Regions from separate parts of the Mus musculus genome. Here regions 2 and 3 are each linked to region 1. A link is a loop called in an ENCODE intact Hi-C map of the cell type or tissue named here. Cell type or tissue: heart. All regions are shown on one strand.

Region 1 (8,000 bases):
CAGTTCGCTGTGTGGGATCTCTTCCTCCTCCTTTAGCTCAATTAACTCTTCCTTAGTGTTGGAGTCTTCCTCATGGTCCTCCTCTGAGCCTGGCATGGTTTCTGATACCACAGAAGCCTCATGGGAAGGCTGGTCTTCCTCAGAATCCGGTTCAGCCTCATCTTTATCCTTTGTATTCTCCCTACTGTCCTGCATGTTTGCAGCTAAAAAAGATCCCTGGATGCCAGGCTCCTCCTTGTCGTCTTCTCTAGCTGGCTGCTCCTCTGGCTCTTTTGTCTTTAGCGAATCCAGGTGGCCTTCGTCCTCATCGTCAGCGTCATGGTCTTCGTTCTGGTTGGCCTCTGTGGTCACTTCATCTTCTTCCTCCTGCTCCTGCTCCTCCAGCTCTTGGGGCTCTTCCTCTGACTGCCTCTGATCGTCCGAAGGCTTCTCGTCTTCCTCCTCTGGCTCGGGTTCTTTTGGTTCTGCCTCAGGGCTGTTGCTGCTGTCCAATGGGGACATGGCTCTAATGTCACTGCTGGTTGTATCCTCTTCCTCTTCGGCCTCCTCATCTGGTTCTGTGTGCATCTCTTCTTTCCTTTCTTCCAGCAAGTCCTCCTTTACCTCAACAATTTCTTCATTCTCTTGAGTTCTGGGTTTACGGCCTGGTTTAATGGGGACTACGGGCTCAACTATGCATTCCTGTGCAGAAGCAGCTATGATTTCCTGATTCAATTTAAATCCTGGTTTCCGTCCAGGCCTTTTCTTCCAGTGGATAGGTTTTCGGCTCTTGCCTTTGGGCCATCCCTTTTTCTTTTTCATAGGTGTAGAGGTATCTGGCTCAAGTGAAGCACTGTTCACATCACATTTTCGCAAGAGAGATACTGGCTTTAGGACAGGAGTGTCTGTACAGAAAAGAGATAGTGAGAGAGGTTACAAGACCTAGCATTTCTTTGAGACCAGCATGTACAGCAGAAGAATCTAAGGAAAAACACTAACTGATTGCACATCAAGTAACACAGTGACCTGGCAGAGAAGTGAGCTAATCCTGGGCAACTTGATTCTACCACCTATGAAGACGCAGTAAAGAGGAGCAGGAGTGTCCGCTTAAGTTACACCTCAGCTGCTTCTGTTTGCTTTCTGTTACCTCTTTGGTTTGCTTTCGTTTCCACAAAATCATTACTTGAAGTAGGATCATAAGGCAATTCTGTAGACCACAATTAAGCCTCCCCTGTGAATAGCTGTTAGTCACTGTGCTAAATGGGACCAACTGCATAGTATGTAGTCTTAACCACGCACTGATCTGTAGTCCCGAACAAGTAAGAAATGGTCAATGTGACAAGTTATATTTAGAGGAAATAAATTCAACAGTAGCATTACTTTTCCTAATTGTGGCAAGACACAGAAGATAAACTTTAAATCATTTTAAAGTAGAATTCAATGCATTAAATACATTCTCAGTTATTAATAAGTTTAGAAGGGTATGAATGTAGAGGAAGAGAGAATTAAAGGTTTGTTTGTGGTACATCTGGGAAGTCAGCAAAGGCAACAGCAGTCTGAGTAAGAACTGTCAAGGTCATAGGAGCTCACAGGAGAGAGACCATTGTGACAAAGTGAATCAAGACAGAGCACAGCACCAAGTGCCAATCACACCAAAACAGTCTCAGGTCCCTAGACACACAGCAATATCTAACAAGAGGAAAACTGGGTCATCACCTATTATAATAAATAAAGCAAGAACCTTAATGATCATCACTACATTAAAAACATGCATCATTGAGTAAGCCTTACAATAAGAAAACTGTGTGAGGTATGCTGTGATTTCCAACACCTAAGAGGCTACAGCAAGTGGGTCAGCCAGACTGTGTCACACACTTATAATTCTTCTGTCTTCTCCTGCCATGTATACTCATACTCATGCACAAACACATATATGCTCTCTCACATACAAATATACACACACATGCACACAAATTCACACACATACACATGAACATACATATACACACATGTATATACACACATAGACACATGCGCGCACACACACATACCACAAAGGTTTTGGTTTTGATTCTAGGTCTGAGCTCAGGGCTCATCACTATCAAGCTACACATTCTGTCAGAAAAATACAGGTCCTATGTACTAGGTCTGAAGCCAAGATTTTAAGAGAATAAAATAAAACGCTCTTCCAAAAAAGGCAAAAGATAAAATAAGATAAAATAAAATAAAGTAGTACAAAGCAATACCAGGCAACACAATTTCTTCTAAGTTGCCTGTGAAAATGCAAAGGCTGACAGAGGCATCAGAACAAACATGATGGAGGTGTAGGTGACACAGCACCCAACAAGCCTGCCTTCTTCCTCGCTCATCTCAAATGAGCCTGCTTCTGTACATGGGAATATGTCTATTTTAATAGTAATTGACGGAATGTTAGCTACACCATACAACGTAGCTTATTTTGTTATCATTGTCACTTATTAGAAATGTACGACTGGTTACTGGGTTGTACACACCTATAATCCCAGAACCAAATAGGCTGAGGCAGGTCAGACCTCTGTATAGTGAGTCTTAAATAACAAAACAAGATAAACACAAAACAACGAGAAGGAAGAGATTACTCTGCGAGTAAACACCATCAGACGCATGGTTCAGGAAGGTTCCTGAACAGAGGGCAGAGGTCCCCAGGGATGCTCAGGTGGCTCCTCCTCAGTCACTCAGTTACCAGAGCTGCTGAGCACCAAACCTAGGCACTCAGCGAGCTGCAGACCACAGAATCCAGTACTCAGTTATGCCAACACCCTTTAACTGAGGATTCAGACAAAAACCTAGGCAACATTAGGTGAAAAGGAAGGCCTTCCAATAATTAAGATTTCCTGCAAAGCAAGAAGAGATCAGGTTAAAGAAGCGCGTTTACATGCAGACGTGACTATGGATAGATAAACCCCATATCTGCAGAGGTGGCCAACCTTTCCCCTTCCTGTCTTAGTGAGTTGTGTTCATTCCCAGCCCTTTGGGGAAGGAAGGGTCTGTAGTGATTACTTCTCTATTTTCAAAGACACACAGAAACTACTCTAAGGAACAGTGTGTAAACCTACCATCTGCGTCGTCTGACTCCTCCTCCTCCTCCTCTTCCTCTTTAGACGGCCTCTTGGAGGAGGACTGACACCTAAGGATGTCCTGTGAGGACAGGCAATGGAAGTACCCTCTGGGGAAGAGCTCACTCTCCTCCTCCTCCTCCTCCTCCTCTTCCTCCATCTCAAATGTAGGCTCCAGTCGTGGCATTGGTCTCTCAGAGTCAGAGTCTTCAAAAGGCTCATCTAACACCTCCGTGGTCTCAGAGATGGTCTCTGTGACTACACTGCTATTGTGGTGTTTCCGCTTGCGGACTCTTCGTCTTCGGTGAAGAATCGGTTTCTATGTAGTAAAGAAAGCAGGTATTTTATTTATAGTAATGAGCTTTTTTCCCTGCTTTAACATAAAAGTTTTAAAGCTTTGCAGAACTAACATATTTAAAACAAAGATGCAGTTTGCCAACAGATACTCTGGTAAAGACAAAGTGTTAAGAACACAGAGATGTGTGTGGTCAGTGAGGTGGCTCCACAGGTGAAGTTTCCTGTGCAAACTGGGCAACCTGACAACCTGGGATCAACCTTGGATCCCATATACAAGTGGGGGAACTAAATCCTTAGAAATGTCCCCTGACCTCTACACACCCACCAAGTGCAAGCCCACCAACACATACACATGTACTCTTACACACACTCACGCACGCACGCGCGCGCGAAGGGAAGGAAAGGGAAGGGGGAAGGGGGATGGGGGAAAGGGGGAAGGAGGGGAAGGAGGGGAAGGGGAATGGGGAAGGGGGGGAAGGGGGAGGAACAACAAAATCCGCACAGATTTTGGGCACTAAGGCCCGCTCTGATATGAAGAGCAAGTGTCCAGAGAGCACATGGTGTTGGTGCATCTTCTCAGCTCATCGACATTTTACACTTTACAGCGCCACCTGCTCTAATGCTAAAGTGCCTCAGAGACTACGCCCTCTACTTCTGTTCAAGAGCAAAAGGAATAGAAACATTCCATCTTATACATCACCATGCATTAGCAGATCAATAAATGTGCACGCCATTTGGGGAAACTAGCTAGAGCAGAGCACACAAACGCAGAGCAGAAATGCATTCACTTGACAGAGAAGAGAAAACAGCAGCACGGCCTGAGACTTGGCGCACACAGCACACACTGACACGGGGCTGACCTAATAGCTTACATAACACAGTGATGTCACCAAGCTACAGAGACAACAGCCCAGGAATGACTGAATCACATCCTTGTACAGAGGCTAGAAAGGTTAGCACTTATGCAAGGTCATACATCTAGGCCATAAAATAATCCTGAGCGTCCTTCAGTAAATTTTAAGACTGTCTAAGTACTTTGCATACAAGTTCACTGGCTGTTACAATATTTTTTGTGTGTTTTCTACACATTTACTTTTTTATTTACAATTACTTTTTAAATTTTATTTATGTGTGTATTTATGTACATGGGTACTTTGTCTGCATGTTCATCTGCACACCAGACAGTGGTGAGCTGCCATGTGGATGCTAGGAATTGAACTCAGGACCTTTGGAAGAGCAGTGAGTACCTTAACCACTGACCCATCTCTCTAACACCCAATACTAGTGTTTTTTACACAAGAAAATAGCATACTTGTTTTACCACATAAACTGGAGAAATAAACCCTAGGATGGCAAAGATACATTCTTTTGTTTTTGTTTTTGTTTTTGTTTTTCCAAGACAGGGTTTCTCTGTGTAGCCCTGGCTGTCCTGGAACTCACTTTGTAGACCAGGCTGGCCACGAACTCAGAAATCCGCCTGCCTCTGCCACCACACCCGGCTGCAAAGATACATTCTTTATGATCATGCAATCAACAGGAGAGTTAATCACTTTAATTTTTCTCTACTTCAAAATCTACTGAGAATTTTCAAGTTAGAGTAAAAATAGCTCTGCTCCTTAGAGAAGGGCTGATTCTGCAGCGGAGGCAAGAAATATTTCAGATAAATTTGTAGGACCTTGTACTATCAGAAAGCACTTAAAACAAAAGAAACTCGCCATGACGATGATACTGTGAGTATAAACAGGAGCAACACAACAAACATGGCCAGTGCTGGATGGGAGGCGCTAAGTTTAAAACAGTGCTACAAACTCAAGTACCAGGTCCTTTCTAATGGCGACAGCAGAAGGGACCTATGTAACCTATGCAGGTGCTCTGCTGCTATAGTGAGTAGCCACACCCAGGCTAAGCCCGATCTGCACTCATGCCTTTCCTCTTCCCCAGGAAAAAGGGGAAACAAAGTAACAGCAGCAGCAGAGAAACCCAGGAGGGCCAAGGCCAACAGCAAAGTGGAGTCCTCTACCTGACTCCCATATGCCACACAATACAATACCCACCAGATGATGTGATGAGACTAGTGCTTGCTTCTCTGCCTCCTTTGCCTTACTCTCAAATACATTACCTCATTCTAGTTAATGATGGATAACAGATAAAATACTTGAACTCACAACCTTCAAGGTCATACTAAAGACAATCAAAGTCTGAGAAATTCACAACCCAGAAGAGAATAACTAACATAACATGGAAAGTTCGGTGGGATCCTAAGCAGAGAAAGGCCACTGAGGCCAACGAGAACTCTGAATAAAGCATGGTCTGTACTAAGTAACGCCTATGTTGAACTGTGACGAATGTGCCTCACACAGGCACAGAGTCTGGAGCTTATGAGAATTTTGTGTTATGTCTTTGCATTAACGGTGCAAATCTAAAATACATTCTTAAAGGTCTTCCTTTAAACAGCCTTGCACTTTTTAATACCCCTGCTACAGAAAGGAATGACCTCGTGGCTCTGGGTGAGATAGCTGCCTCTCCTCTCCTGGCTGGAGTGTGGCAGCCTGCATTGTGACTGGCCTGGGCAATGCAGACCACAGCTTGGGACATGTCTGCCAAAAAGCAGTCAGTGCCACCGTACCAGGAGCTACACTTTCCAGGACTTTAGTTACTTGCCCTCGTGCGTCTGCACGAGTTTATGAGACAGCGCATGAGCCTCGTGTGCTCTACTGCAGAACTGCACGGCACAGCAAGCCACATAGCAAGCCTCAACTACAGAGGACGAACACAAAGATGCATCACCTTTCTTTTCAGTGTGGGCTTCGTGAGAATTGGTGGCGAGTTTGACCGGGGACTCTCTGGCTCTTCCTCCTCCTCACTGCTCTCGCTGAAGCCCCTAAAGACAGCCCTGTCACCATCGGTGTAGCAGCACGGAAGCCGGTCATTTCCTTCTGGCAATCGGCACTTCAGGGTCTCAGGGCTTTTCTTCAGCTGTCCTCGCCACAACTCAACGCTCTCACTGAACCTCCCCTTGGGGATGTCTGGTTTCCCGTCTGCTTGCACTTGAGGGGCTGCCAACTGCTCTTCCATCTCAGTGAACCGTTCTTGGGAGGTTTCTGACTTTTCCTCGCAGTCTCCATATTGCTCTTGAGAAGCGGATAGTGTCTCATCCACAAGCATCTTAGAATCTTTATCACCAAAGCGTTCTTGTGTCTTTCTGTTCTTCCTCCCACAGCGGCCCCTCCGAGGTGGCTGGCTATTTGCAGGAAGACTGTCCCGAGGAAGGGCCTGTTTGCTCAAACGTGAAGAACTGGCTAGTTCCTTAACTTCTGGCTTCTTGTCAGTTTCTATTAAAGAGGAAGACTCCTGATCTTTTTTCTCCCGAGACACAGACTTCCCCACCTAATTAAGGAAAACAAAACAAACAAAAACAACATTGATTTTTTTTCAGTCTGCTTGGTTAAGATAAGAAAACAGAACTTTGGAAAAAAATTATTAAGTATTTAATAGTTACCCTGAATACTCTTTCCCTTTGGCCACTTAAAAATGTATTTATAGTTAATTATTAGTTTACTTCTCATAACAATACAATGAAGTATTATGATGCTAGTCTCTAAATGAGGTAACCGGAGGCCCAAATTCAGAACTCTGACTCTATCTTGTGCTCATAACTACTAAAAAATGCCATCTTTGATATCAAAGTAAGTGTTTGTGATCTTATAGATGGTAGATGAGATTATAACATTTTATAGAAATGAAAAATTGAAAAACTAGGAAGAACAGGTTATAACAGTGGTTTTCACCCTTCCTAACGTTGCCACCCTTTAATACAGTTCCTCATGTTGTGGTGAGCCCCAACCATAAAATTATTTCATAGCTACTACATAAGTGTAACTGTGCTACTGTTACGAATCACAGTGTAAATATCTGTGTTTTCCCATGGTCTTAGAAGACCCTGTGAAGAGGTCATGACCACAGGTTGAGAGCCGCTGGGCTATAGGAACGTGCGCCAGGAGAAGAAGACATCCAAGAAATATGGGAAATCTTAAAAAAAATTTTGGATGTTTAATTTAAATTAAAATACAATAAAGTAGATGACTTTTTTTCCTCTCTCACCTATCAGAGGAGGACATAAAGGATGAAAGTGCTACTTTAAAAAAAGTCAAAGGAAATCCCAAACATGTTATGTATAACCTGAAGAAAAATAATGGAACTGATACAGCTTATCATCCATCACTCACGCTCTGAAGGCATCTAAACATTCAGTGCGATTTCCAGTGTTCTAGTGAAAACAGATGTGTGCTTATAATGTCTTTAATGCTCTGTATTAAGGAAAATGCACTTTTATTTCATTTTAACAGCTGTCATATTGAAACTCAATTCAGAGTTTTTAATTACTATATAGCTTAGAATGTAACTCTTCCTGGTAAATAGTAATCATTAACACACTGTCAGAAAACTAATGGTTTCCTAGTGGTCTAAACCTTAAAAAACAAATGTAGATAAGAGCAATTTTCCTGAAATGTCTATCATTAAAAGAAACTCTGAAGTTCTAGTGTGAATATGTGCATGTACATGTTTGTAAATTTGTGAGTCTGTACAAGTTCTCTCTCTCTCTCTCTCTCTCTCTCTCTCTCTCTCTCT
Region 2 (8,000 bases), 220 kb before region 1:
CGTGGTGACACTGGTTAGCATAGTGTGCGTACAGACCCAGAGGCTATTCCTGATGGGCATGACAGTCCATGGGCAGTGAGTGACATTAGCTCACTGAACACTCCTAACAAGCCTTGCCAGGATCAACTGTGTTACTTTACACCTCTGATTCTGGGTCCTTCTGTCACTTTAAGACATGCCTCAGGGCACTGAGACCCAGAATTCCCTTCCGTCCTCCTTCTTTGAGATTCAGAGCACCTTTGAGGCTGGGTAGGTTGTTCCTAGATGATGTCAGCAGTTCCAACTGCAGAGCCACTCGTGCACACAAACACGTGCATACACAAATACACGTACGCACATGCACACACATATAACATACATACACATTCTCACATGCACACACATGTACACACACATACACACACACACACACACACACACACACACACACACACACACACACACATGCTCAGGTGGTCCTCTCCATCCTGCAGTGTTGTTATTCTTTCAGTCTTGTTTTATTTACTTGGTTTTGGTGCTGAGGACAGAACCCAGGGCAGAATGCCGTGCACGTCCTCCAGCACAGAGCTGTGTCCCAGCCCTGATTTTTCATCAACTGTTATTATTTTTTTAATTTATAATTTGTTTTGTTTTATACAATAGCTTACCCTATAGCTTGGCCTGTTCCTTTTTTTTTTTTAACTTTAGATAACATTTTATTACACAAAGGTAGTCACATAATTGGTTTCTTCTTTACTTTGTGCACAGTATTCTTACTCTTCACAGAAAAGTTACTTCTGAATTTCTCATCTGGCAAGCGCAAGAACCTCGATCCTGACAGAGATGGAACAGTACTCACAATTTAGGTTGGTCTCAAGTGCATACTCTCCTGCCTCAGCCTCTCAAGAGCTGAGATAATAGCTGTCTGCTACCATGTCATTCTTAAAGGTTTTTTTTTAATCTAAATTTTCCTTTTTTTCCTATATTTTTATTATTGTGTTTTATTTTATTTATTGTTTATTTTTATTGTATTGTATTGTATTATTATTTGTGTATTATAGTTAAAATTGGGAGCTCCAGAGTCAGCCCGGATTGAGCAGGAGGTTGCTCAGCAAACTGCATGGCTTCTCTGGTTTCTTATTCACTACCAAATAAGTCCTAAAGAAGGTGAGAAGAATCACCCAGCCCTGAGGATATCTTGATAGTGAAGTAAGATAAGGGAAGCACAGGGTACATCACAAATATCTAACAAACGCTCCAGGAGTATACCAGCGGGAGTTCACCAGCAATACAGTGGGAGGTGAGCACGACATTCAGAGAGCAGGATGAATGTGAGCTCATGTGTCCGGAGTACGCGGCGCACACTTCTGCCTCAGCATCTTCATCTGGAGGATAGCAACGCCAGCCATCCGCAGCAGCTGGAAGGTGACTGGCTGAAGGGCACCGAACCCATGCAAGCATCCTTTGCTGGTGGTGCGGGAGTCTTCACCCTAGACCACCACGCCCACTCCACAGCATTTCAGGGAGCAAGCTGGAAGCCCTGTTGCAACCCGCTGATGCCAGGCAAAGCCTGGAGCCACAGGCACAGGCACAGAAGCCTGTGGGGACCAGGCGAGTGGTGTAACCCTGTGGACTCCAAATGTTGAGGGGGGAAATGGTAAGTGGAGGGTCTCCTACTGGCACACGCTTTCCATAAAAGCACCATGTCCAAGATGGTGCCCCTGCAAGCTTCGGTTGATGCTGTAGTCCAGAGTTCCAAGAGAGTTTTCAGTGACATGAACCTGAACCCCGCGCCCCACCCCCCACCCCCAGGCAGCAGCTGGCCCATGGGGGTGTGGGCACGTAAAGGAACCAGTAGCTATGTGTCCCAGCCTTGACCACTAGTGTGAACCGGAAGAGGAAGAGTAGGGTGTGTGGTATTAAGTGCCCATGCCCTTCTGGACTCAGAGCACAGTTCACTGGATCCCATCCATCTCACAGAACTTGTCTTCCAGCCTCAGGCTATAGTCAGGGTACCAGCCTTAAAGAAAAATGAATGCACTTGGTCCCAACGCTCCAGCTACCACTTGCCAAAGTGGGGAGCCACACACTGGCCTGTGTCTTTCACACATCCATCCTGCTATGAGCCTGAGCCCTGTGATTCCAGTACTTGGAGACTAAGTCTAAGGTACCACCCAGTTCAGCACTCATTTCTGATTCTAAGTAACTCGAACTGTGTCCTCACTTTGAAGAGACAGAAGGACCCAAAAGAGGTGAACTCCTTTTAAGGGTCACCAGCCTAGTGCATGATGGTGGAGTTTTCCAGGGCGGACCACCTCCCCAAAGGCTTCACTCCTTAGTCCTGTGGGAGTCAAGTTTCTACCCAGCAATCTTGTGGGAGACATGTGTTGGAAGCAAGGCTCTCAGTGTTTAAGAATGGTATTTCCTGTTGGTATCTGCCAGCTACATTCATTTCATTTCTTTTCTTTTTCTTTTTTCTTTGACATGGTCTAACTGTCTTCCAGATGTGGAATCTCAGCGTTTGCCTCTCTTTTTGATGGAGGCCTGGCTAGCCTAGAACTGTTAAGTCAACCAGGCTGCCTTTGGCCTCACCTGTCTCTTCCTCTTGAGTGCTGGGATTAAAGGCCTGCTCCCTCATGCCATGTTCATTATTTTAATCTTGTTCAATCTTATTACAAAGTATGCATACATAATTATTATTCCATTGACAGATGAGTGAACTGAGTCACGGAAGTTGGAGCAGCTCACCCAAGGGTGCAGAGAGTGGCGCAGCTCCGTCCACTGGCTTCCCTGTCCCTTGTCCCTTAGGAGGGTTATGGAATTCCAGGGTCAACCCTGAGGAAGGTCTGAGCACAGAGTCAGGTTCCAGAAATGGAAGCTCAGAATTTGTCTCGGGTTTGGATTATGACCATCCAGGTACGACCATTCTGAACCTGGCAAGACACCGCAGGCAGCTAACCTAACCTCACCTGGCCTCACCTGAGTGCTAGGTTGGAACTAAAACTGTTCAGCCACTTTGCTCTCCCAGCTGCAGCAGAAGACATGGCTGGCACCCCAACACAGCTGACCGTGTGCCTATATCCCCCATGTCCCCCCTAAGATGATTATAAACACCCTCAGCTGTCAGGGGCTACAGGTTGGTGCATTTGGTATGACGAACATACATCAACTAAAGAGCTAAACCTCGCTCCATCCCCTGTTGTCTAGGAATCAGAGACAACCTGCCTGTAAGCACAAACTATGGAATACTTATCAACTCTGTGGCACGGGACACTGGGTCTCAACCTTCCTAATGCTGTTCCCCTTAAATACAGATCCTTGTGTTGTGGTGACCCCCCAACCACAAAAATCATTTTCATTGCTATTTCATCTAACTGTAACTTTGCTACTGTTGTGAATCGTAACTCAATTATCTATGTTTTCTGATGGTCTTAGGTGACCCCTGTGAAAGGGTTGTTTGATACCCCCACACCCAAGAGTTGAAACCCACAGGTTGAGAACCACTAACATGAGCCCTCTATCTCCTGAAATCTAAGGACTCAGATTTAGCTTCGTGGGTCTGAAGTCTGCTCAGGGTTCTCACTGTGCTGTCTTTCTAGGGTGTTAATAGCTCTCCTAATAAGTCCCGTGCTTAGAAGCACAGTGCACCTCGGTGTGCTTGAATTCCTAATCTGAAACCCATCACTGGGCACAGGACCCAAGTCCTTCTAATAGGAATGACACACTCAAGAGCTGTGGCCAAAATCTGTGCTCACCCATTAGACCCTGAGGTGCTTGTCAGGGAAGAAGTTGTGATGGTGGTAAGCAACAGGCCTGTTCCCTTTCCCTTAACCCCAAAACACCTGGGATGTGGAAGAAAAGAAGGTAACTGAAGATAACAATTTGGTCTATGGATGATGGTTTCTGCTTCTTCTTCTTTTTTAGACTGATTTATTTATCTATTTATTTTACAAAGAATTTATTTTTATTAGTCACAGAGTGCATGTGTGTCTGTGAGCATGCATGCAGTACCTGAGGAGGCCAGAAGAGGGCGTCGGAACACCTATAGCTGGAGTTAACAGGCCGTTGTGAGCAGCCTGTAGCTGCGAACCCAGCTCCAAGTCTTCCAGAAGAGCAGCAGTAACCGCCGAGCCATCTTTCCAGTCCAACTTCATGACGGGAGAGAACACTGCCAATATTCCCTTTAGAAAAGTGCAGGAGCCGCGGGGACGGTTTCTGGGATTTTCATCTTTATTCTAGTTTTGTTTTAAAAGCCTCGGTGTCCAGCAGCACTCCCAACCCCTTATTCTGCCTAGGGTTCGCCCAGTCTGGTGTCCCTATTGGAGGAGTGTGGCATTCAGAGCCCTTCTCTCTGTCCTGCTGAGATGCTCCCAAACTCTGATGGATGCCCTGGGTTGCCTTGGTGGGTACCTCCCAGAGACAACAAAACCTTAGGATTTTCTCATCTGTTTCCCCTCTGCCTGGCATCCCCTCGTCTCTTTCCCAGAGTCTTCCTTGGTACAGTGGGATCTGCGTTGAAAGTAAAGTGCAGTTGGGGGTCACAGGGTCCTGAAACTCAGGGTTAGAAGAGTTCCTATTTTCAGGACCCGCCCCCCAGCGGTGGGATCATTAGAAAGCACATCTGGACTTCAGGCTCCGTCTTTTGCTTTGCAGTCCCAGCCTACGACTAGGTGCGGTACTTTGTGTGACTCCCTAACCAGCTGATCCTTAGAGGGGAAAACAGCGCATCTGGAGCGCTCCATAGCCAGGTTCCCTGCTGCAAAAAATAAGCCTGCTCACTTTAGAGCAGGGCTGACAGGGCAAGGGGCCCAGAGGGGAGGAATGACAGAGAGGTGTGCCATCTTCTCCCTCGGGGCACTCACCATCCCTCGTCTCCTTCCCTTCCTTCCCTCTCGCTTCCTCCTCCTCTTCTTCTTTCTTCTTCCTTCGTCTTTTCCTCCCCCTCCCCCCAACTCCTCTTCTCTGGTCCCTGCCCACAGCGGACTGCACGGAAAGGGGAGGGGAAGGCTGGTCGGCGCGGCTAGCCCGGGGTCACACGCTGTGCGCGCCCAGGCTGAGCACGGAGAAGGCGGCCCGGTGCTTGCGCAGCAGCAGGCGGATCTTCTCGTCGTCCGAGTCCGGGTCCAGCGGCTTGTTGTACTCATCGTCCTCGTTCTCCGAGGCCGCGCGGTCCCCGCTCGCACCTCCCGGGGCCCGGGGTGTGGAGGATGAGGGCTCCAGGGCGCTCTTCTTCCTCCACTTGGTCCGGCGGTTCTGGAACCACACCTGCAAAGAGCAACCGGGGTGCCGCGGCGGGCTCCGTTACTGCCGCCTCGCTACCCCAGAGTACAGACTATGCGCCACTGCACAGAGCAGCGGCCTGACACTTGCATTAGCCGCGGGGGGGAAATAAAATAAAGTTAGATAAAAGCGTGCCACAGCCCTTTCCTGTGCTATAACAACCCTCCCTGAGCTGCAGCTTCCTCCTTGCCTCGGGTGCAGTCTAGGCATCTGGACCAAAGCGCCCCCCCCAACCCCTCCGAAATGCCACTGGTTAGAATTGTCCCTGGGACTCAGGACAGTGTAAGGTAGAGCCCGGGCCTAGCATGCCCTGGCCCTCCGGTCCACCTCCGGCAAGAAACGCAAAAACGGAGTGAATGAATGAATGAATGAATGAATAAGCTAACTTTACACATCTCCAGGAACCTCGTGAATAATTGGCCCCTAGAAAAATAACATGTACGCTAAGATGGCTGAAGATCGTGGTGCCCTAAAGAAGCAAAGAAACGTGTCCTACGGACCTAAGCTCCTTCCACCTCCACACCACAGCCTTCTGTGGCTGTAACTATCTGCTGAGGTAGCATTTGCCCCAGAACCCCCCTAATCTGTTCACACTTCTTCATTTCTTCATGTTGGCAGCGAGGTTGCAGTTCTGGGAGGTCTCATGGCTTTCTTCTCCCGTGTGCCCATCCAAAGTGTGGACAGACTAGGGTGGCAATGGGAACCCTTGTCCCTGGACCTTGAAGAGGTGGAAGTAGGGAGGCTGCCACCAGCTCGTCGGGGAGTCTGTGGCTGATCTCTGCCACTCTCCTCTGCATGGATGGGAACGGGGTGTATTATCTTCATTTTAAAGATTGGGACATTTTAAAGCTGGTGAGTGTCCCACAGATCTCCGTTCAAATCTCAGCTCTGTGCTTGCAGGCCAGAAGACTCCAAACACCAGGCTTGATTAACTGACACTGTCTCTTCATCTGTAAAATGGGCCACCATGCTGACTTCAAGAAAAGGTGAGACTTAATGACGGTACTGTTTACAGGCTCTCAGATGGGGCTAGGTAGAGATGGCTGTCATGGTGCGCGCTCTCGGGGGGTGGGGGGTGATTAGTAATTATTATAATCTCTACAGTAAGATGGGCAGCCACACCTTCCTCTCACCCAGTGGCCTCCTACCCCGGCAGGTGCTAGGCTGCCAGGCAGACTCTTTCTGCACAGACTCACCTTGACCTGTGACTCCGTCATGCCCAGGGAATAAGCCAGCCTCGCCCGCTCTGGGCCAGCCAAGTACTTGGTCTGCTCAAAGGTTTTCTCCAGGGCAAAGATCTGGTGGCCCGTGAAGGTAGGGCGGGTGTGCTTTTTCTTGTGGATAGTGTCACTCAGGGGGTCTGGAGCTGCCCAGAGGGAAGAAAGTATGGTCAGCAAGGTGAGTGGAGACCTGACAAGACCCTGCCTGGAGGGGTGCCAGCCTGTCCTGAATCTTCCACAGGGATGTATTCTCCTACCTAGGAGCTACCGAGGTCCAGGAATGCGGTGGCACCTGTCAGTTGAACAGCACTTCTGGCATTCACAGTCATAGTCACTGTGACCTCTATCACATCTGGATGGACAGGGCCCCTGGAGGGCAGCTGCACTGGCTATAGAGGCCTTAGAACTAACTGGGCCTTGTGCCTTTCCTAGTTTTCCCATAATCCACTGATGCTGCCTAACCCAGGGGATGCATGGGAATTTCTTTTCTGTGCTAAGACACCAAGACAAGGATGCTCTTTCTTTCACCAAGACGTGGTATGCTTTCTATTGGATCCCCAAAGGGGTCGAGACCCAGCGGCTGAGAGCTACTATCCTAAAATTAGGATGAGTGTCTTCAGTTCGCTCTCCTTTCATGTTAAACTGACCACTGGGCTTTCTTGGCTATTTTCTGGTGTGTGTATGCATGCCATGTACCAAGGCATGGGTGATACCTTCCAGCTGGCAACCAGACCTCCGGGGCCTCTGAATTCCTCCCCACTTCCTTTCTCTGAGCCCCCAGCTTTCCGGGCCCATTGAAAAAGCACAGAAGTGAAGGCTTCTAGCTCCAGTTCCTCGTCCGTGTGCTGCATTCCTCGCAGCCAGCCTGGAAGCCCGTCCTCCCTCAGACCTCCTGGAATCTATCATACAGCCTGGTTTTGGAGCACCAGAGTCATCTAGAGAGCCCGGAGACCCCCCAACTCAGTCACGAAGGAGCTTGAGTCTCAAAGTAAGCAGAGTACCCAAGTGCTGGGTTCCCCTGAAACTCATGTGCTCTGCTCTCGTGTCATAGGCAGGGGACTTCAGCTCAGAAGAGGCAAAGGACCTCCTAATACAGTGGTTCTCAGCCTTCCTAACGCTGCGACCCTTTGATGCATGTTGTAGTGACCCCCTCCCTCCAACCATAAAATTATTTTGCTGCTACTTCATAACTGTGAATTTGCTACTGGTACAAATTGGAAATATCTGACATGCAGGATCTCTGATATGTGACCCCCCCCCCATGAAAGGGTCATTCAGTCCCCAAAGGGGTCACGACCCACAGGTGTAGAACCACTATCCTAAAAGATATTTTTCTTTACTCTTGTGTTAAACTGACCACTGTTTTTCCTGGCTATTTTCTAGTGTGTGTATGCATTCAAGATGGAGGGGTGGGTCAGGATGGGGGAGTGTAGGGTGGAGGTGTGGGAGAGACAGCATGAGCTTATAGTACCCCAAACTATAGGTCCCAAGAGATGAGGAAGGTGACTGTCATTCAGGCAC
Region 3 (8,000 bases), 230 kb before region 1:
AATTGTCTAGGGTCAGGTGTCCCTTAACACATGCTTGTGGTTTATTGCTTTGACTCACGGTCTGGGTAGAGTTTTCAATCTGGTTTTGACCTGGCTCCCCTCCCACTCACCTGGGCTGCAGCAGAGAAGAATTGGGTGCAGTTCCCGGGGCCTTGCTCAGCACGCGTCCAGCTGCTCTGCTGCTTCCCACAGGCTCCTCATTGGTACAGGGTTGGTCTTACATATAAACTCTGCACCATGGAAGAAGAAAGTAGGTTCCCGGGCACAGCCTGGGTACTAGAGAGCTTCCCTCCAGTTTGTCAGCCTGCTGCTCTCTGGCCAGATTGACTTCTGAGACCTTATGCACCTCTGATATCTCAGTATGTATGTGTGCAAGTGTGTGTGCATGTACATGTGTGCATGTGTATATGTGTGCATGTACATGTGTGTGTGGGTGTGGCGGGTGTGGAGGCCTGAGGACAGTCTCAGGGTCCATTCTCCTTGATTTTGAGGCACAATCTCTCACTGGCTTAGGCTGATTGGCCAGCGAATCTCCTGCCTCGATCTACCTCTCCAGCATTGTGACTGAAAGTAGAATCCACCTTCCTAGGGGCTGGAACTCGGGTCTCCATGCTTGCAGTGCAAGCGCTTTATTGACCGAGCTCTTACAGCAGCTCAGATTTCATCTAAAAGCTCATCGCTCAGATGTAAGCTCTGAGCCCTAAAATTGTGTGGTTCTGAAACAAGTCCATTTTGAGCTATTCGCTCCAACTTGGGACGCTAACCACTGCCCCCACCCCGGGGGATTTGTGCTGGGGCCAAACCTGCTGGGTAGTTGGGATTGCAGGTCACAGTTTTCACCCAGACATGATGACTTCTTACCAGCTAGGTAAAGAATTCGTTAATCGGGCTACTAAAATGCACCCCCACCCTGGAAAGAGGAGGGAGGCCCACCAGACGGTGTCAGCCTGGCCAGGGCCCCCGGGTAGAGCTTTGATGGAGCTGAATTCCGTGTGAGAACCACTCCCTTTTGGTACCCTTCAGAGATGGAGAGCTTACGGTTTGAGGGATGGTGGGCCAGGACAACAGCAAGGGGCTTTTAGATCTTGAACTGACAAGTGCCTTGTGGGGATCTGGGTCTATAAACTCTCCTGCCTTCTAGCATTTACAGTCTGGGTTGCTGTTCACTGCTGGCCCCAGCTGTACATCTTAGTTGCCAGACTCAGTTTCTCCGGGCGCAACATCCCGTGTGGCCTGGGCTATCCCAGTTCACGCACAGACTCTTGGACAGGCTAAGAGATGACCATCCAGCCATCCGTCTCTCACCGCACCCACTCCCCTCTCCCCCAGTCAATATGTCTCTCTCCGATGGGAAAGTTAATAAATTTTCCTCTAGATTAAAAGTATTGATTATTTCATTTGTAAACAATAAATAAAAAGGAGGGACTTTTCACTGCACAGGGGCTAGCGTCTGGTGTATTTTGCTGGTGAAATTTTGCTCACTGTTGGGGGGGGTGGGCCCCTCATATGCATTCTGTCCGGCCAGTAGCATTGATTTCCTATTAGTCTCTCAGCACCACCCAGTAACACATCATTTCAGTACCTGCTATTAATGGTCTTTTGATAAATAATCACTTGTAAGTCAATAAATTTTTATTAAACACTGTAGCTCTTTGATTTATTAAAATCCGACCATGTTTGTCTGGGAGAAAAGGGATGCCGAATTGAAGTGGGGATTTTCATACATCTTCCTGACGCGGAGCAGTCACCGAACACTCCAGAGAAAAACAATTGCATTTTAACAGAAACAAAACAGCCGAGTTTGGAACTTGGGCCCAGGGAAACTTTATCTCAGTCAGGGTGAGCTTACCCTGCCGGGAGCAATAGGAGGCCAGCAGAGTCAAGAACTTGTGTTGGCTTCTGAGCAGTTCAGTCCCTTGCTTGGCCTGCCTCTGGATGGCACCGAGGGACATGGGCATGTCCCTGGGGGCACATACTGAGCAACCTTTGCCAGGGTTAAGTGGGCCCTGGATCAAACACCTGTTGGAGCAGATCCTTAAAGTGGACTGAAGACAAGCGATAGGACCTTTTAGATGTCACCTAAGCCACACACATCCAGGCCAGGGGATGCCCAGAGATAATGCATGCTGAGTACTTCTAAGACGGAGCCAGCAGCCACAGACTGCAAGGCTGGGCTTGGTGCATTGGTGTAACGGTTTGCTAACACTGTGATGTTTGAGAGCAAGCCAGTTGCTCTGTGGCGCTGCTCAGCCACAGTCCTTACCCAGGGGGATGTTAGAGAAAGGCAGACAGGCTGGATGGCCAGTGCGTTCGTTAGAATAGCTGGCGTCTGGAGAGATGGCTCGGTGGTTAAGATCACTTGCTACCCAAGGATCCCAGGTATTTTTTCCCAGAGCCGCACAGAACGAGTTACAGCTGCCTTTATCTGCGGCTCTAGGGGCCCTGGCACTCTTTTCTGACTCTGAGGACACACACATACACATACACAAATAATTTTTAAGAAAACAGCTGGAGACCCTTTGTTCTTGGCCATCTGTCAGTACCTAGTGTGGTGGGCAGTGACAAGACAGGGGCATGCCAAGAAATCCATGAGCCAGGTATGCACACCTTGAACGCCACCCAGCATGCTGGAGGCACAGGCAGGCGGTTCTCTGAATTCAAGTCTCGCTTGATCTACATGGTGAGTTCTAGCCCTGCATGGAACACATAGCAAAAGCCCTATCAGGAAACAGACAAGCAAAACACTGGTGGCCTCTGATGTTTCCTATCTACTGTGGGCTTTCTCAGCTATTGGAGCTGCTGCGCTGGTCCTGGTCTAGGGTGGGCAGAGCTCCCATCAGGGGACCTTGAGGGGGAAACAGCAAGTTGAGTATTATCATAGTACTGTTCGGGGCAATGGCTTCTGTCCCTGGATACAGGGGGTTGGATGGGAAGCCTGACTCCTAAGAACTTCAGGCTTGTGCCCCCTAGTCCCAGTGTCATGGAGTGGTGCACCCCAGGAAGCCAAAGGAAACGTAAACATAGCCTTCGAGAGCATGAGTGAGTGGGATTTTCATGTGCAAAATTCAAGTCCATTTTTTTGTTGTTTTTGTTTTTACAGTAAGTCTTGTTTTGTAGCCTAGGTTGACCTTGGATACTGTTCCTGCTAAGAGCATAAGAGCCCAGGTGTGTGCCACCACACCCAGCTCCGGTCCACTCTCAAGGTGGGACAGCCAACTTCCTGCCATTTGCCAACTCACCTTACTTCCCAGGCTCCTTCCATTCCGGGAGGACCTTGTTGGAGAATGGGGGCAAAGAGTCGTCTTAGAGCCTGCTCTGCTCCCAGATGACTTCCTGTGAGGTCAAAAGCCGTGGGAAGTGAAGCAGGAACAAAGGTTTGGGCATCACCTGGCAGGTACCTCACCACCTGTTGATGCCAGGAGACAACAGAAGACCTATAGTGGAGATTGGGAATCTCCCTTGGGAGGGAGGGAGGAGACAAGTTTCTAGAGAAGAGGGTCTGGTGACCCTTAGGCATAGCTGTAACCATTTCTCTTCTTCCCTTAACTCCATGGACCTGCAGCCACATTTGAAGTATATTTGAGCCACTTCCTGCATGGGAGAGATGCGGGTCAGGATGTCTAGAATGTGCTGCAATGTAGCTAGGGCCGACCTTCCCACTTGGTCCTTTGGGTTTCAGTGGAAGACGGCTGCCCAAGCTCTGTATCCTACCCATCCCAGGGCCTAGACAAGCGGCTGGCTCTTTCCCGATGAGCAGCAGGTGGCGCCTGGAGGCAACTGGAGCCGTGAGCCCTCCTGCTTAGCCCTGCTCCTTATGCACGATTCTCTCTCTGTACTGGGCCCCCGAGAAGGGCTTGCTGCAGCAGATTGATCTGCCAGCTGTGATTTGTCATCTCTGAGACAGGAGCTGTTTTCTCTTGCTTCAGGAGGCCCCTTCGACACCTGCTTTATTTTTCTTCCTGCGCTGACGTGACGGAAGACAGGTGTTAAACTACTTAATCACTTTAAAATTGTTTTAATTTTCTGTTTTTTATTGATCGCTCCAGCACCAATTAATCAGCTCACTGGACCAGGCAGTTAGTACATTAAAAATTGTCAGGGAGGCCGTGCATCTTGCAAAATGTCTAAAAAAATATTCGGCTAACAAATTTTGTTTTCCCTTTGGCATGCAACAGTCCTTGGCCCATAGAACTACCTACCGCTCAGAAAGGACTCCTTCCTCTGGGGGGTGTCCACGCTGGGATAGTTGGGGTGTAGGAGGAACCCTGGCCCAGGCTCGCCGTGGAGAGAAGCAGAAGCAGGGAGGGACATTTTGATTGCCTGGTTGGTCGCATCTCCCCTCCACTTTCGTTTGTGAGGCTGCCCTGGGTTGGCTTTACCAGGTTTACACACAGTAGCTGGGTTTCTCTGCCCACCTGCCCCCAGCGGACACCCGCACATTTGACTGTCTTTCTGACAGTGCTGAAGCCTTCTCCCTGGGGCAGAGGCTGGCTGAACTTGGTCAACTGTCTTGGCAGGCAGCTGTGTCGAACTGCCCTATCCCCACCCCACCCCCAGCCCCATCCCACAGTGGGCCTGAAGCCCTTGCTGGGTTGCTATTCTGCCGCTGCTGCCGTCACTGTGCCCTGTGCACCCTTGATTCATCTGTAATCACCCCACTTAAAGATGACCCAGTAACTGCCTAAGTGTCCTCTGAGTTACATGAGCCGTAGATGCCCTCTCTCTAGGAGCCCCCACATCACTTCTAGAATGCAAACGCTTGCTTTTCCTCTTTGTTTCCCCATTTGGGTCTGGTTTCCTTTCGCTTAGTTAGGGCAAGTCCTTCATTATTTCCTGGAACACTTGTACTATTGTTAGCCTGCCTGCGGAGTCTGGATTGCTGTTGCTTCCCTCACCCCAGAATGTCTCTCACCCACTTCCCTCCTCCAGGTCCTGCCATCTTACTCCTCAAGAGAGTCACTTTCACCCCACACCACCCCCTGCCGTTGTCACAGGGGACTCGGCCAAACCTCAGGCAGCCTTTTTCAGAAGCAGGGACCCCAGATCCTTTCTGGAAAGGCTGGGACATGAGCCGTGCCGTGGAGATGTAAGGCCTCTGAGGGACAGGCCCAGTGTGCCCTGCATTCTGGTGGCTGCCCGCAGCCCCACCTGCTCTGTATTAATTGTTATGTGATTGGGTTAGGACATAGAAGCTAATATTGATTTTTCTCTCTGGATGCCTCAGTTTTATTTGCTCACATCTGCCTTGTGTTTAATTGGCGCTGTGCTCAGGGGAAACGAGAGATTGTATCAGCCTGTTGGGGTGCTTTCCCTGGGCACGCTGGCATGCACACACCCGGCACCTCCCTCCCTCAGCCCCTCCCTGACCCTCCCACCTCCGGGCATTCCTAGGGTGTGAGGGGAGTGGACAGGAACCCTGATGGACCCTTGTTTTTAACACTTGACCTCATAAGTCTGAGTTGATTTCCAACCCCCCTACCCCCGCATGAAGTAAGTGTGTGTGGTGTGTGTCTCTGTGTGTCTGTGGAGAGAGAGAGAGAGAGAGAGAGAGAGAGAGAGAGAGAGAGAGAGAGAGCGCTGGAGGGGAAGGAAAAACTGTCTTTTTGGAGGCAGACCTGGGTTCATATCTACCTTCTCTGTGCATATGTTCTGAGGCTAACCCATTGCATTTTGCTGTACCCTAATGTCTCTTCCCTTATTGAAGAGTCCTGTTGTGTAGGATTCTCAGAGATTTCCTGAGAGCCTATATAATGCTTGGCACACCGTAGGTGCTCAATAAGCAGCACCTCCTTTGTAAATGTCCTCTTCCGCCTTGGCAGCTAAGAGATCAGTCCAGAACACCTTGTCTGTGTGGGATTGGCAGTGGCTGGTGGCCTCTCACCTTGCCTGAGGCCAGAACTTCCGTTTTCTCCCCTGCCTAGAATCGCCATTCCTACCACACCCAGGCTGGCGCCTGAAGTTTTTTTTTTTTTTTTTTTTTTGACCAGATTGGCATCTGGCCCAGTTCACCATGGACTTTCTGTGGTGAGGGGAAGCCGTCAGAGCTGGAAGTAAACACCGGCTTCCTGTTGACCCACGCTAGCTCCCTGGCTGGGACAGGTGAGTGTGCCACCCTCGCCTTAGCAAGATTAATGGTGCTTGTTTCCTCCTGGGAGAGGCCCCATGAGGACTCTGTACACTTGTTTTCTGGGCTGACCGTGGAGACGGAGGCCTCAAAGGGCCATGCAGTGGGAACAGGTTTTCTATGTTCAGTGTTCTGGTTCCTAATTGCTGGTTAAGGAATGGAAGCTGCCAAATTCCATTGCTTTGAGTCTGGGGTGAGGAGGCAGGGTGTGATGGTAGAAACCACATAACCACATAGTTGGGTAGAGCTGCTCCCTCGTGAGGGCCAAGAAGCCGGGGGGGGGGGGCAGCATCCCAAGATACCCTGGGAGAGCATACCCCAAAATAACCTAAAACTCCCGTTAGACCCCACTCTTAAAGTTTCTACCACTTCCCAAACGGACCGTGGAGGGTGCAGATCCAGACCACAGCTCCTCTGTTCCACAGGGTTATCAAAGCCACATAACAGCCACTGCGCTGTACTACCCTGTGACGTCACCTACGGGCCAGGACTCTAGGGCTCCAGTCAGACACTCTTCCTGTGGTCCTCCTTTGCCAGATGCCACACACAGAACAGGGCCTTCCCTGTGAGCCCCTCCCACAGTTCCTCGCTCTGCAGGACAATGAACCTGCATCTAGCCGTGCCTCCCAACCCAGGTACAAGATGTCCATGGGCCCGGAAAGAGCAACTCAGCTCTGAGCGCCATTTGAAATCTGATGAGGAGGGTTTCATAGAAAAATGACACCCCCCCACCCTCCGCCTCGGGTAGTTTCCATTCCATCCTCTTCCGGGTTGGGGGGGGGGGGTGAGGGTGGGGCGGCCCTGGCTTCTATAAGAAAGCAGGCTGAGCATACCCCGAGGAACGAGGGGGCAAGCTGCACTTGTCTGTGGCCTCTGAGCTCTGTGCCTTCAGGTTCCTGCCTTGTTTGAGTTCCTGCCTTGGTTCCCCTCCGTCGGCCAAGATGTATGCTAAACAAACCCTTTCCTCCCCAAATTGCTTTTGCTCATGGTGTTTCATCACAGCAGTAGTGACCCAGAGACACCAAGTAACCATGGGCCCAGACCTCCAAAGCTATAAGCCAAACGCACCTTTCCTCTTTGTAGGTTGATGGTGAACTGCAATGACTTACTATGAATTGCAAAAACATACTAACAGGAAGCTACAGGACGAAGGAGTGTGGCGTCTCCAGGTGCTTCCAGAGTTGAGGTCCCTTAAGCATCTTCCTCTCCCTCCTCAGCTACGGCACAGGTCTTCCCCACACAGGCAGCGTCTCGCCACTGGATCAGCCAACACAGTACCCCCACGAGAACCTCAAAGCTCTTTTCCAGAACGCAGCTTCAGATCCCTACAATGTCTCAAGTACGAGAAAAGGGAGCTAAAGGGACAGCTCAAGGTTTAAAAGCACCAGCTGCTGCTCTTCCAGGACTTGGATTTGAGTCTCAGCAACTCCAGTTTCAGGGGCTCCGAGTCCCCTCTTCTGGCCTCCTTGGCACCAGGGACACACGTGGAACACAGATTCGCGTGCAGGCAAAATGCCCATACACTCAAAATAATTTTCTTTAAAAGAAAGCAACATGTTGAAGCCTGGGAGCCAGAGTGGGTTTTCTGAAGTGAGACCCTCCTCACATCACAATGGAAGGTTGGTGCCTGCCTCTATCCCTCCTCAGACAGGACAACAGCCTCCTTGTGGCCTTTCTCTGCCTTTGGGTATTCGTGTCACCTGGCTACAGGAACAGAATTCAATCCAGGCCATTTGAGAACAACCCCAAGGGTGTTGGGATAGACAAACTTTATGTCTCAGTCAAGCTGGGCTTTAAAAGTCACTGTTTGTCCCCTCTGTCCATTCTGTGTGTCCTGGGGCACTGGCTAGCTGGTTCTTTCCAGTGTGTTATCATC

The links. Hi-C counts contacts between places; a loop is a spot of excess contacts. Peaks named below come from ENCODE experiments on the same cell type or tissue, not always from the same donor. Only the 100,000 strongest peaks of a DNase experiment are listed, where the experiment ranks them.
Region 2: a loop joins it to region 1, with 2.3 times the contacts of the local background. A loop is called at or near these places in 2 of 42 quality-filtered maps.
Region 3: a loop joins it to region 1, with 2.2 times the contacts of the local background. A loop is called at or near these places in 2 of 42 quality-filtered maps.

What each region holds. Positions count from the first base shown.
Region 1 is chr8:22,930,873-22,938,872 of GRCm38, reverse strand. Kat6a (K(lysine) acetyltransferase 6A) reads right to left here. Exons shown (of 18, transcript NM_001081149.2): 16 at 6,159-6,758; 17 at 3,075-3,393; 18 at 1-884. Among named protein-coding and RNA genes, the nearest start is that of Ank1, 40 kb to the left of the region's middle. In heart, no CTCF peak of the experiment used is centred here; DNase peaks (open chromatin) are centred at 4,232, 5,982 and 6,352.
Region 2 is chr8:23,154,826-23,162,825 of GRCm38, reverse strand. Nkx6-3 (NK6 homeobox 3) reads right to left here. Exons shown (of 3, transcript NM_029002.2): 2 at 6,456-6,625; 3 at 3,878-5,244. The coding sequence ends at 5,011. Among named protein-coding and RNA genes, the nearest start is that of Nkx6-3, 5.6 kb to the right of the region's middle. In heart, a CTCF peak has its summit at 3,989 (motif pointing right); no DNase peak of the experiment used is centred here; H3K4me3 peaks cover 1,616 bases; H3K27ac peaks cover 494 bases; H3K27me3 peaks cover 5,804 bases.
Region 3 is chr8:23,164,912-23,172,911 of GRCm38, reverse strand. It overlaps Gm30306 (a long non-coding RNA gene), which reads left to right and starts at 3,358. Exons shown (of 3, transcript XR_378803.4): 1 at 3,358-3,394; 2 at 5,988-6,099; 3 at 7,208-8,000. Gm30247 (a long non-coding RNA gene) reads right to left here and starts at 4,531. Exons shown (of 3, transcript XR_378802.4): 1 at 4,200-4,531; 2 at 3,240-3,406; 3 at 1,691-2,693. It also overlaps a transcript of Gpat4 not described here. In heart, CTCF peaks have their summits at 3,752 (motif pointing right) and 4,990; DNase peaks (open chromatin) are centred at 3,791, 4,991 and 6,111; H3K27ac peaks cover 868 bases; H3K27me3 peaks cover 299 bases.